Regions from separate parts of the Homo sapiens genome. Here region 1 is linked to region 2. A link is a contact called in ENCODE Hi-C or POLR2A ChIA-PET data. All regions are on one chromosome and are shown on one strand. Each heading gives the region's core, a stretch centred on a gene start or an enhancer-like site at or near the end of the contact. The rest is flanking DNA. Distances are from core to core; before and after follow the strand shown.

Region 1 (4,076 bases), core at 880-3,379, 120 kb before region 2:
ACCCCCAAAGTTTTCTATATCCCCAAACCTATGCATCTGTGTCCTCTGAATGGAAGGCATGTGAGGGACTCCTATTGAGTGGCCACCTGAGATCTCTGCAGGACACTCGCAGATGCAAGGCAGGCTGAGATGGATGTGGTGTGCAGCTTGATCCTGGTAAGGCAGCTACTAACAGCGGTGCAAGTTTTGCATTGCACAACACTGTTGGGCTCCTTTCACATCATGGTCATCACAGGTTTTTCTAGTTCCTACAGCAGTTTTCTAGAAGATGTCAGTGGGGTGTGTGAAAGAAATGGTACCATTTTCCAAATTCAACCAAATTTGCCCTGTTAACCAGCTGTAGGCTGCCATCCCCACTCCCTAGTTCCTCTGCCTTAATATGACATTGGACCTCATCACCCAACCAACCTGTCCACAAAGTAAGTCCTGATGACGCCCCTCTCAGGGGCACACAAGCCATTCTTTGTGCCTCTCCTTGAAACTGATCATACAATGAAAATGAGAAACACAGCAGGACAAATGGAGAAGATGAATCCCACCACAAGATGTCCTGAAACTTCCATGCTGTTGGGAGCTCCTAGCCCCCTTCAATGCAGACCAAATCACCCAGCTCCCAGACAAGGGTTCCAACTCACAGCTGCTACATGTGAGCTCCCAGATGGGATAGCTCTATAATGTGCCGCACCTACATCCCCATTTAAAGGAAACCGCCTGCCCTCATCCCCTGCCACAGGTACTTCCCAGCAGGGCAGTTCTGTTTTATGGCACACTCTCCCCTGCCCAGCTAATTGCAACAGGAAGCAGACTCCCAAACAGCTCATTCATTGGCTGGCTAGAGACTTTTGAAGTGGCCCAGCACCTGAAAAAGGGGAAGGGTGTGTCAATTAGATTTCTATCTCAGAAAGCAAAACTGGAAAATGTCAAGAAAATCAGTCCGTTGGTGGCGGGAGCCAAGGCTGAAATGTCCTGGAGTGCAGCAAGTGGAGAGAGGCTGAAGGGACCACAGTGAGTGAGGGGTAAACCAAAGTTATGAATCAGCAGAAGCTGTGGCGCAGGGAAGAGGCAGGTGCAGAAAACAAGGCAAGGGAGCTGCCAGTGGCGAGCGGAGAATGGAGGACCTGCTCACAGAAGCCAGGTCGCCTTACTGGGGGAGAGCCAGAGCAAAGATCCAGGACTCCTGCTGGAGTGTAACCTCAGATCCAAATGCAGGCTCTGTGGACATTCTTGCTCCCTTGTTGCTCCCTTCTCCTTCCAGCTACCTCCCCAACTTCACTTGTACTGGTGTGTGAAGGCATCTGGTTATTGCCGCTTAAAGAACCCGGCCGGGCACGGTGGCTCACACCTGTAATCCCAGCACTTTGGGAGGGCGAGGCGGGCAGATCGCTTGAGTTCAGGAGTTCCAGACCAGCCTGGGCAACATGGCGAAACCCTATCTCTACAAAAAATGCAAAACAATTACCCAGGTGTGGTGGCACATGCCTGTAGTCCCAGCTATTTTGGGGGCTGAGGTGGGATGATCGCTGGATCCCAGGAGGTCAAGGCTGCAATGAGCCAAGATCATACCACTGCACTCCAGCCTGGATGACAAAGTGAGACCCTGTCTCAAAAAAAAAAAAAAAAAAAAACCACCTCAGTTCAACCATTAGCAAGTAGAGATGGACAGAGAAAGTCACACACACAAAAAAAGCCAATCAATAAGGAAACCACCTAAAAGAAGAACAATTATTTTACAGTTTCTGGGAATAATACTAATTAACATGTGTATAACCATTTGCAAATTTTGGCTTAGGATAATCATGAGAAACATAGAAATTGAATCTGAGTTCTGTCTCACCAGTCACCATTGCAGAATCAGTTCATTTTAGTCAGAAGGCCAGATAGGGGACTTTGCAATCTACAGCTCACCCTGTCACATCTCAGTGGATCTTTTTGAGGTGGGGGAAAAAAAAAAAAAAAAAAAACCTTGAGAAGCGAGGGCCAGGGGAAGGGAGGAAAGCATCTTGAAATAGACCATGGTGGCCACTAGAGGGAGATGCTACCTTGTGAAACATTTCACGGCCCGCTACTTCCAGGGAGAGTTCTCAGCTGAGACCAGAGAACGTGAAGGGACCTGCTCCCCTTCCTCCTCTTTTAGAGACGAGATGAGGCAGCATCCTCTCTGGAACCGAACGGGCTCTCCTCCGCGTTGGTGAAGACAAGGCCATGTTCTACAAAGTTCATGCATAACCCATCGTTCCTGCGGACCAAGGCAACAGGAATGGCCATCGTCTGGAGGGGCCGGCTGAAAGAGAGCCGGAAGAAGAAATGTCTAATGCTGCCCTCAAACATCTGAGAGAATACGGAGAAGGGCCACATTTGCTATGCGCGGCTTCAAATGGCGGAACTAGGACCCATGGCTGAGAGCTACAAGGAGAAACCACTCAGTACAAGAAGGGCTCCTTGGAAACACAGCTGACCAAATTGTGGAGTGGATCCAGCTGACACTGACCATTTTTGGGTGTGGCATAGATGGGCGACCACACTGTGTGGGCAGTTGGTCTCACCGCCTCTAAGACACCTTCCATCTCTGAGAACCTGCAGGAAGGAGAGAAGTGGCCTTGCGACCCCCACCCGCCCCGCCCACGCCGAGTGCTTCTTTGCCGCCCATCCTACCGCGTGCCACCAGGGGGCGCCGCTGCTCTGGAAGACGCCTTACCACTGAGGTTTCAGAGCCAATCCCTGAGAGCCAAGTGCCCACCCTCAACCAAAAGACCACCTGTTAGGTCGAGATAGCACAATGAATCTGGATTGGTTGCACCTCCGCTATTCCAAACACATTGCAATAGTACATAAAGTATAAAAAGAGAAAACCAAAAGATATAGTTCCTGCCCACTGCCGTGGCTCACACCTGTAATCCCAGTGCTTTGGGAAGCCAAGGTGGGAGGATTGCTTGAGGCCAGGAGTTTGAGATCAGCCTAGGCAACATAGCAAAGCCCCGTCTCTACAAAAAAAAAAAAAAAAAAAAAAAAATAGCCAGGTGTGGTGGCAAGCACCTGCAGTCCTAGCTATTTGGGAAGCTGAGGAGGGAGGATCGCTTGAGCCCAAGAGTTCAAGGTTACAGTAAGCTATGATTGTGCCAATGCACTCCAGCCTTGGGACAGAATGAGAACTTGTCTCTAAAAAAAAAAAAAAAGATATAGTTGAGCTGAAAAAAATATGTATGAATATCTCTTTGGATCAGAAAAGGAAGATAAACCCAAAGCAGTGAGCAAGGCTGAAGCTCCAGGACGGCTGCCCAGTGCTACCTGGGGTTACAAATTCCTGGGGAGCCATGGGCCCGGGGAGGGGAAGGACAAAGCCTCCCTTCCAGGAACTGAGACAAGCCACCCACTGTGCTGTCTCCAGTATCTGTTGTCACCAGCCACCTTCATGAGGCGTTTCTAGACCTGGGGTTCAGAGGGACAGGAGGAAGCAACTGCAAAACCTCTAGACAGGTGCAGTTGAACAATCAGAAGAGAAAGAAGAAAAAATCCAAAAGCCTCCCATTCCACATGAGCCTGCAAATCCAAAATTACAAAACACAGGAAGAACCTCATGCTAAGCCTAGCAGCCAGCAGCACCAACACTCTGAACATGAATCAATCCAGACAAAATTAGTATTCAGAAGCAGCATGACATACATGCATACATTGAAGCTGATAAGAGAAAAAGGAAGCATAATGCTGTCATCCACACAGGGTGAATGTCCAAATAGCACATGCCGCTGGCCTGCTGAGGAGCACCCCTTGGGGTCCACTCACAGAGAGGACCAGGAACACGTGTGCAGGTCCCCATGACCCTTTTCTCCTAGGTTAGCACTGTACTGCCTGGGAGGGGAAAAGAAGCAAAAGTTGCTTCCTGGGAGAGTCAGGAAGGGACATTCTACTGATGACACTAGTGGTTTGGGGCCTATCCGGGACTAAAGCAGCCCCTCTCTTGAGCCCCGTGTCCTCAAAGAGAGACTAGTAGATTGAAAAAGTACTGGTTCAAGGAATGTGAAACCTGCTATTAATTGATTTATTACTTTAGACAAGTCACTTTCCTTCTCAGAGCTTCT
Region 2 (4,344 bases), core at 1,398-3,897:
CAGGTTTCAGTTTGGGGCAGGTAACTAGGACATGTTTTGAAAAGTAATGTATTAGATCTCTTACCATTGGAACTATGTATGTGGAGCCAAATTAAAATTTGTACATGTATATAACTCTCCCCCCACCACCAGTAACTACTTCCCTAACTCTCTACTTTGTAGCCAGACTTCCTAAAAGAATAGTTTGTAGTCACTGTCTTTACTTTTCCCCTCCCATTCTGTCCTAGATATTTGTCCACCTACCATCTGCTGCCTCCACTTTACCCAAACTGTTCTACGGTTGCCCAAAACTTCCTAATTGCCAAATTCAATGAACAAGTTTAAGCTTATATGTAAATTAGGAGCTCTACAGTTTGATTTCGAGCAGCCCCTCCTGAAACCCTTTCTCTTTTGACTTCTGTGACACATCTCAGATTTACAAAACTGAACTAATTATTTTACACTTGAGCTGTATTTTCGTTCTTTTTTCTTAATGAATGAGGTAACCACTCAACAAATTGCCCAAGCCAAAAACTACGAAGTCATCCTCAGTTCCTCCTTCTTCTGTTTGACCCACAACAGATCAGCTGAGAAATCCCGCTGTTTAGTATCTCTTGAATTCATTACCTTAATTTATAGCCTCATCAACTCTTAATTGTTAAAATTACTTCAGTAGTTGTTGTCTGACCTCTGTCCAATCTTGTTCAATCAGGTCCATTCTTTTGTTCTTGGTGGTGGTGGTGGTGTTGACAGAGTTTCGCTTTTGCTGCCCAGGCTGAAGTGCAGTGGAGCACTTCACTGCAACCACAGCCTCCTGGGTTTAAGCAGTTCACCCTCCCGAGTAGCTGGGACTACAGGTATGTGCCACCACACCCAGCTAATTTTGTGTTTTCAGTAGAGACAGGGTTTCACCATGTTGGTCAGGCTGGTCTCAAACTCCTGACCTCAAGCAATCCACCCACCTCAGCCTCCCAAAGTGCTGGGATTACAGGCATGAGCCACTGCACACGGACCAGATCCATTGTTTATGTTGCTTCTAGAGTGAGTTGAGTTTTTAAAACACAAATTTGACCATATCTTTCTCCTATTTAAGTCAGTATTTTTTTTTTCAGGAAAAAACAGTTCAAACTCTTTAGTCTGCTTACACAAGGCCTTTGTAGTCTGACTCTTCTTTCCAAGCTTTCATCAAAGTATACTGCAAGTTGCATTTTATGTGAATTGAATTAGGCAACGGTATAAAAATTATAGTTTATATGGGCAAAATGGAAATAATGTTAACTCTTCCAAATAGTTTATCTAGAATGACATAATTTCAAAGCTGTCAGGTCAAATGAGTTATAAACTGTTAACACTATTGCCACATGCAAGTGTCTCTTATACTTGGTAGAATTATCTGCTTCCATGTCATTATTATGTAAATTAGACTTTAAATAACTCAGAAGTTCTTCAGACATACAGGTTATTATTGTGCTTTTTAAACATAATTTTAAATAATTTTATATATGATAATGTTATCCAAGTGCTAAGGGATGTATTGTTACTGCTGTGCAAAAAAAAAAAAACTCCAAATAAATATGTTGAAACCAAGTTTATATGCAAGAAAACAATATTAAAAAGGCCAAAGTACCACCATAATAGGCTGTGTGGAGACAGCAGGCTACAAAACACTAGTAATAATGCTGAGAAAGTTGAAAAAAGAAAGAAAGCAACAATATGCTTTGGTTGTTGTAGGTTTATGTACTCCAAGAATATCTCCTCTCAAACTTTTACGTTTTTTCCAAAGAAAAGTTAACTTTGGCTGGGCGCAGTGGCTCTTGCCTGTAGTCCCAGCCTTTGGGAGGCCAAGGCGGGCAGATCACCTGAGGTCAGGAGTTTGAGACCAGCCTGACCAACATGGAGAAACCCGCCCCCCTCACTACTAAAAGAATACAAAATTAGGCCGGGCACAGTGGCTTACCCCTGTTATCCCAGCACTTTGGGAGGCCGAAGCAGGAAGATCACCTGAGGTCAGGAGTTCGAGACCAGCCATGGAGAAACCCGTCTCTACTAAAAATACAAAATTAGCCGGGCGTGGTGGTGCATGACTGTAATCCCAGCTACTCAGGAGGCTAAGGCAGAGAATCACTTGAACCCAGGCAGTGGAGGTTGCAGTGAGCCGAGATCGTGCCATTGCACTCCAGCCTGGGCAACAAGAGCGAAACTCTGTATCCAAAAAACAAAAGAAAAGAAAAGGTAACCTTGAACTATGTGAGATCTTTAGAAATGCATTCTTTCTGTAAAATGTGACTACATTTGCCTTATTTATGGTAAAAATGTTGAGGCCTCAAACAACCCATATTTTCTCGGTCTCCCCGCTGCCTAGCCTTTGTTCACATTGCTTCTTCTTGGTGGAAGCTCTTCCTCTGGCCTTGAAAATGCCTGCTTCTCTTTCAAGGTAGCACAGTCATCACTTTCTGTGGTAACCTTCTCCAGCACCATCAAACAGAAAGAATGAATCTCTTGTAAATTCAGCTCTTACGTCATTCATTACATTATTTTGTAACTCTTTATAGATTCTTCTCTCCCACTAGACTCTGAGTCACTGGAGAGTAGGAGCCAACTCTCATTCATGTGTGGTTTGGTCAGCTACTGGCCACATTCCTGATGCATAGTTAATGCTCAAACCTTAACTGGTGAATCAGCTCAAATATTGTCCTTCTCTAAATCCATTCACTCATTGACTAACTATGTACTCAAAATAGTAAACACCAGTAATTTAATCCAATTCCTGCCCATACTGCTTGGTACATTTCAGGTGAATTAGTTTGATAAATATGTGTGTATTACATAATATTAAAGTATGTACAGAAGATCATGCTAATCATTATTTCACCAACTGATAACTAATCAAAACATAGAGTGCCTCTCAGGTTAACAAATGTCTGCCTTCTCAGTTAATGCAGTCATTAACAAACACCTTCTGATGCTGATAATAGGGCCTTGTTCAGCAATGAAGCCATAAAGGTGAATAAAGAACATGCCCTCGTGGAGCTCACAGCCTAGTCATTATTGTTCTGATTTTTAATATTAATGTTGGTTTGGGTTTTGGTGAAAAATGTTTAGACTTATCTTAGTGATCTTTTCATCCTTTGCTATATTATTTTTCTCTAAGAGTCTTCCTTATCCCCTCCTTTAAAAAACTAGGTGATAATTCTAAATTGTAAATTTAAATATTATAAATAGCTTATAAAATTTAATATTTATAATATTTAAATGTTTGATAAATATTTAAATTTTATAATATTTAAATGTTTATTTAAATTCATTTGTACATCAGTTTTTATTTTATTTAAATGTGTTGGCCAGGCATGGTGGCTGACACCTATAATCCCAGAACTTTGAGAGGCCAAGTCAGGCAAACCATTTGAGCTCAGGAGTTTGAGACCACCCTGGGCAACGTGGTGAAACCCTGTCTCTACCAAACATATGAAAACTTATCTGGGTGTGGTGGCACGCATCTGTGGTCCCAGATGGGAGTCCCAGGCTAAGATGGGAGAATCGCTTGAACCCAGGTGAGAGGGGTGGGGTGGATGTTGCAGTGAGCTGAGATCGTGCCACTGCACTCCAACCTGGGTGACAGAGTGAGACTCCATCTCAAAAAAAAAAAATGTTATCTAAATAAGATAAATTTAATAACTGTTCGCACTTAGATGAGCATAAGGAACTAAACCTAGATAAAACTATCAAATAAGGCCTGGGTACAGTGACTCATGCCTGTAATCTCAAGCACTTTGGGAGGCCAAAATTATACAAAGTTAGTTGTATAACACCAACTAACAACTATTTTGGGGTTAGCTTAATTCAGATTAATTTTTTTTAAACTGAGTTTTAAATTCCTGCTTACTCTACCATACATGCTAGGCCTCATATTATGCTAGAAAAATTTTGAGCACAGATTTATGAATACTCTCCTGCATACCATTTAATTTTTAAACAAATTTTAATGCAGTATATATGTGCCTTTTTACCAACACATTAAATAATAAGATCTACTGTGAGGACTAAACTTCTGTAATTTCAAAGTAGTAATGAGTTTAAACCATGTCTCAAGATCTCTGCAATAATTGTAGCACAACAGAAAATAGGTATTTCTATTAATGACAGAGTCACAAGTACTACTAATAATACTGTGGTTTGTTTCCTGCAACTAATCATGGGAGGAATGCTAAATTTCAGAGGTTGGTGAAAATACATGTGTATTTTTTTCCCCATCCAAGTTCACAGATTTCTCACACTGAGAACTCCTATTCCATAACAAAATTCTGGAAGCCTGCACACCGTATTGGAAGAGGGGCAGAAAGGAAAAGCAAATGGAAGGATTTAAAT

The links. Hi-C counts contacts between places; a loop is a spot of excess contacts on that map. ChIA-PET counts read pairs that join two places held with the same protein, here RNA polymerase II (POLR2A). Pooled maps may share reads with other maps.
Region 1: a pooled map shows a loop between it and region 2 (2.3-fold over the local background). The contact joins two enhancer-like sites. A Hi-C loop is called at or near these places in 3 of 50 pooled maps. POLR2A ChIA-PET finds 5 or more read pairs at or near these places in 3 of 52 experiments (activated T-cell, activated naive CD8-positive, alpha-beta T cell and endothelial cell of umbilical vein).

What each region holds. Positions count from the first base shown.
Region 1 is chr11:112,278,689-112,282,764 of GRCh38, reverse strand. The region is part of intron 1 of LINC02762 (long intergenic non-protein coding RNA 2762); the gene reads right to left. Among named protein-coding and RNA genes, the nearest start is that of LINC02762, 10 kb to the right of the region's middle. RefSeq lists an enhancer at 2,334-2,423. Within about 2 kb of position 2,129, at least 9 of the 41 ENCODE cell types and tissues checked have a DNase peak (open chromatin) inside an H3K27ac peak, as active enhancers do.
Region 2 is chr11:112,155,719-112,160,062 of GRCh38, reverse strand. The region is part of intron 1 of IL18 (interleukin 18); the gene reads left to right. Among named protein-coding and RNA genes, the nearest start is that of IL18, 6.2 kb to the left of the region's middle. RefSeq lists a silencer at 2,503-2,797. Within about 2 kb of position 2,647, at least 8 of the 41 ENCODE cell types and tissues checked have a DNase peak (open chromatin) inside an H3K27ac peak, as active enhancers do.